Linked DNA regions of Mus musculus: region 1 is linked to region 2. A link is a loop called in an ENCODE intact Hi-C map of the cell type or tissue named here. Cell type or tissue: left cerebral cortex. All regions are shown on one strand.

The links. Hi-C counts contacts between places; a loop is a spot of excess contacts. Peaks named below come from ENCODE experiments on the same cell type or tissue, not always from the same donor. Only the 100,000 strongest peaks of a DNase experiment are listed, where the experiment ranks them.
Region 1: a loop joins it to region 2, with 2.1 times the contacts of the local background. A loop is called at or near these places in 2 of 42 quality-filtered maps.

What each region holds. Positions count from the first base shown.
Region 1 is chr12:58,739,510-58,742,009 of GRCm38, reverse strand. No RefSeq gene overlaps it. Among named protein-coding and RNA genes, the nearest start is that of Gm40427, 220 kb to the right of the region's middle. In left cerebral cortex, no CTCF peak of the experiment used is centred here; DNase peaks (open chromatin) are centred at 350, 744 and 1,067; H3K27ac peaks cover 784 bases.
Region 2 is chr12:58,923,271-58,925,770 of GRCm38, reverse strand. It overlaps the pseudogene Gm47647. Among named protein-coding and RNA genes, the nearest start is that of Sec23a, 87 kb to the left of the region's middle. In left cerebral cortex, a CTCF peak has its summit at 1,524 (motif pointing right); DNase peaks (open chromatin) are centred at 1,528 and 2,089.

The DNA.
Region 1 (2,500 bases), 180 kb after region 2:
GGTCCTGGTGGGTTAGCATGAATGGGCATAATTCACATGCTGCTGTGGTGTATTCCACCCTCCTGAGCTTCAGCCATCCGAAGTGATTCTAGGAGTGTGCAGTGCTTTACCTAGGTTTACAAGCAAGCCCTGTCATATTTGGTTGTTTATGGATATTTGTTTCTCAAAGGCATGGGAAACAATGGCTTTCCTAAGGGAAATAATATCCATTCCAGGAGTGTCATTTTCTAGAATTCCCTGAAACCAAACACTGTGAAGTTTGGAAATAGTGGCACATTTATTCAGCTCTCACTAGGAGTCCTGGTGCTCTCAAAGCAGGGAGGATTCTGCTTTCTGGAGTACAGTAGGGAATAAATGCTTATGCCTCCTGGAAGCTGTCTGTAGGGAATAGAAGAAATGTTGATTGGATGTGCTCTAGGGACATGAATATGGCCATGTCAAGGATCCAATGTCTCAGCTCCATGGAAATGAGAAGACCTTCCTATGTCAAGCTCAAGGAAATGGCACTATCTTTATCCTGGTCCAAGTAAGGGCACCGACAAACATTTTTATCTTTAGCTAAAAGCAGCCTGTGCAGAAATCGTTAACTGTAGCTTTTTTATCCCAGAGGACTGCAACCTGAGACTGCTCACACCCTACTGAGATAGCAACCCATTCCTTCTCCCCCTTCCCTTCTCCTCCCCTCACTTCTCCCTCCTCCTCCTCCTCCTCCTCTCCCTCTGCACATTATTGTTGTATATAATAAACATGCTGAGTTTCTGGGTTGCTACTGGTGGATCTCCATCAGAACTCATGGCCTACCAGATTCTAGTTTTTTGTATATGTGTCTGTCATTTCTTCATTCCCTGTTTTCTCAGTCAGATCAATTTTAAAGCTAAGTAGGTCATGCAAGTGGCCCCCGAGCTGGGACCCTGACTACAGAGAACTTGAATTGAGTCAGATGAGGGAATACATTTCTGCACTCAGGATGTAAAACACAGGGCAATCAGAATCTAGAGCTAAGCAATTAAATCTTTGGACTTTGAAGGAGATTTTGAGGAATAGGAATGTAAGGCAAGAACGTTACAGCTTCATCAACTCTATGACTAAGCAGGTGAGTTAGCAATCTGAGTAGGAGGTGAGCAGTATATGCCCTTGGTTTCAGAAGAAGGGACAGTAAATTTGGCTACTTGGTAAAAAGTAGAAAAATTAAGGGATAGATACACAGCCAAAGGACTTGGATGTATTCCCATTTTTATTTTCTGGTTATGGTGTCTTACACATGGTTCTATAGATCTGCTGTTGTTTCTTCATGGAAGGGCAATCTTTGTCAAATTGGATCCCAGAGAGTCTGGTCTTATTGGGTGTGTCTTCCAGGTTACAAAGGGGCAGGCAACCAATTATACAATCCTTTGCAAGCTTAACAGCAGACTATAGTAGCTCCTCTATGGATATGGAGAGAATTTCCCACTAAAGGGGATAAAAACCTTGTGTCTAAGGGAGATTCACCAGAGACTGGAAGAATTGTGCCCTAGTTTGTGACCTGGTTCTTATGACCCAGAGAGACCTGGGGTGGGGGTGCAGAGTTAAAACTGTACCTGTCACCATGCATAAAAAGTAATTCTAAATGGATCAAAAGCACAAATGTAAAGCTCAAAACACTGAAACTGCTAGAAAAAAAAAAACAAGGCAGCACCTATGTGAAAGGTGTAGAGTGGGTCTGGAGAGATGGCTCAGCGGTTAAGAGCACTGACTAATTTTCCAGAGGTCCTGAGTTCAAATTCCAGCAACCACATGGTGACTCACTACCATCTGTAATGGGATTTGATGCCCTCTTCTGGTGTGTCTGAGGACAGCTACAGTGTACTCACATATATAAAATAAATAAATCTTTAAAAAAATTAAAAAAAAGAAAGAGGTGTAGGGAAGGACTTTCTGGATATTACAAAGGAGTAAAACAATCAGAGTAGAAAACAAATAAAGCAAAATAATGCCCCTTCCCTTCCCTGACCCAAATAACCTATTTGAAAAATGGTCCAGGGACCTGAACAGAGAACTCTCAAAAGAAGAAAATAATGGCTTAGAGATATCTAAAAAATGTTATATTTTCTGAGTATTAATCCTCCGTCAGATGTGTAGCTGGCAAAGATTCTCTCTCAGCCTGTGGGCTTCCTCTTCACTCCTTTGATTATTTCTTTAGCTGTGCAGAAGCTCTGTAGATTAATGAAGTCCAGATTTTGAATTCTTGGGCAAATGGAGTCCTATTCATGAAAGAAGCAGAGGCAACTAAGAAACGCTGAGAGTGGGAGGAATAGTTTTCCGCAGGAAAGGACACACCAATTTGTTATCCAGTACCAAGTGGTTATCACTGAAAACACACATACAATTAACCCTGTAGAGATTGGGTAGATCTTATTTAGAAATAAATATCTATTCCTATGTGTGTATGCTTGTAACAATTAAGAAAAAGAGAGGGTATGGCTTTGAAAGAGAACAATTTGAAAAAGGGGTATTGTGGGAG
Region 2 (2,500 bases):
AACCTTAGAACTAGCCTCTCTCTGCCTGCGAGCTATGGGGACCAGTGTACGTCCTAACAGAAGCGGAGCTCTCAGTACGTGGGCAGCGCTTCGTTGTTGCTTGTGATGTGGGGTTTCCTCAGCCGGTCCTTCCCTCACAGGTAACTTCTAGAAGAGAAGGCAGCATATGTGTTCTATTGTTTGCGGATCCCAAGCCCAGTGCACAGCTTGTGTATGTCCCAGGAGCATGCCCTTACTTTCTTTCTCATTCAAGTTTTTATTTCTAAAAACAGGGTGAGAACGGCTAACCTCAGCCCCTATATACGTTTCCCTCACTGGGAATAAGGTAGAATTTCCTGTTTTGTACACAATAATCTCAGTCTTACTTATTATCTCCTTAACTGACTTCTCTCCTCCTTGAAACACGTCACTCAAGTTGGCTGTGTTCTTTCAATATAGGGAGGATGACTTTTAACTTCTGGTCTTCCTGCCAAAGTCTTGGGGATATGCGCATGCGTCACTCGTGGAATGCCCTCCCCCCTTTCTGGCGCTGAGAACTGGACCGAGACTGAGGGCATTGGACATGTTAGTTCTTGGGGATATGCGCATGCGTCACTCGTGGAGTGCCCTCCCCCCTTTCTGGCGCTGAGAACTGGACCGAGACTGAGGGCATTGGACAAGTTAGTTCTTGGGGATATGCGCATGCGTCACTCGTGGAGTGCCCTCCCCCCTTTCTGGTGCTGAGAACTGGACCGAGACTGAGGGCACTGAACATGTTAGTAAACTCTTCCACTGATCTACATCACCACCCCTTGACATTTTTTTTTTTTTTTTTGGTTTGTTTGTGTTGTTATTTCGAAACGGGTTCTCTGTGTAGCCCTGGCTGTCCTGGACTTCTGTAGTCCAGGCTGACTTCGAATGCACTGAGATCCCACCTGCCTCTGCCTTCTGAGTGCTGGGATTAAAGTCGTGTGCCACCACTGCCTGGCTCTCCATTTGCCGTTTAATTTTACTTTAAGGGAATGCTTTTGAGGTACTTTGGTATTTAGTTTCTGTTTTCAGCTTTAATACTAGATATTGTAGTTATGCCATTTTGTGAGCAAATACAACAGCCATTTAAAATGGGGGGGGGTGTTGGTGATGAAATAAGCTAAGAAATAATAATAATAATAATAATGATGATGATGATGATGTATTAATTGAAAACAAGCATACTTATGTGTATTAGTGTCAGGAGGTAGGTTCACATTATTTCTGAAGTAAAATACTCAGGAACATAGCACATTTTAAGAACTTTAATTTCAGCCTTTTTCTGCTTCTTGACCGATGATGTAATGGACTGGCTACGTTCAAGCTCCTGCCGCTCTGACTTCGCCAACACAAAGGACTGTATTCTGGAACTCTTCTCCAGGTATGGTTTGCAACTGGAGCCTGACCCAGACCAGGAAGACAACTTGCACCATGTTTATTACCTATAGATGCTTCCAAAGAGACTGCAAACAGACCTAGAAAGCCTCACTGCTATTTCACCAATAGCCACTGGAGGGCCCCAGACACCATTCTGAATCTTTATGGCAGCCCATGACCTACACTCTAGAAATGTTCCACAAGCCCATTGATGGGGTAAAGTCACTGCCTGGTGATCACCCCAGTCTGACACAGCAGCACAAAGCCGGCTTCCAGCACACCAGAAACATCATCACTGAGACCACGCAAGACCCTTAACTAGAAAATCTCCTGGCAAGTTTCAATGGCTAACCTTTGAAAGTCTTTTGGGTTAGAGACACTGGTGATATCCTTAAACAGAGAGGAGTCCCGGCAGGAAAGGACACTTCCAGAAGGCCTGTAGTTGCTGGTCAGTCCAAGAGTTGTGGAGAACTGTCACGACATGTGCTTCAGAGCTCACCTTATGTTCACCTCCTCTGATATTCAGACTTCCGGCGTCATCAAGAGAAGATCTCATTTCCCCGGACCAGAGGGAATGCAGTCCCCGTGGCTGCATCTTTGGCCCTAGACCTCCCAACAGTCCAGAGCTGGGGCCTATTGTGTTTTAGGACACCTCTGAGGAGAAGAATCGGGTGAAGGTTACGTGGAGATGGAGAAGGCACCTATTCGCCTACCTTAAGGAGAGAGGGAAGCCGCAGGAGCTAGTCTCTTGTAAGATATAACCGGGTTTCACAGACATCAACTTCATCTCAAAAACTGCAGATTGTCATAGCGTTTCTAAAGTCACTTCTCTGGCCCAGACAGGTATATGCAAAGAATAAATTAGAACTAACACAAAGAGGAAAAAGACTGACATAGATGCCAAAAGCTATAAGGGAATTCATCCTACTTTGCTATTTAAGAAATCTTGTATCAGAAACAGTCCATTTTAGTGTTACACACTGCCAGTATTTTTCTTGTGTTAACTGTTTAAACCTCCAAAGTATTTTGCTTACCATGTTTGTAAATAAATGGTTGCCTCCTTCAATATGTAATTTCAATAATCCTATATCATGATTACTGTAAATATAATTGC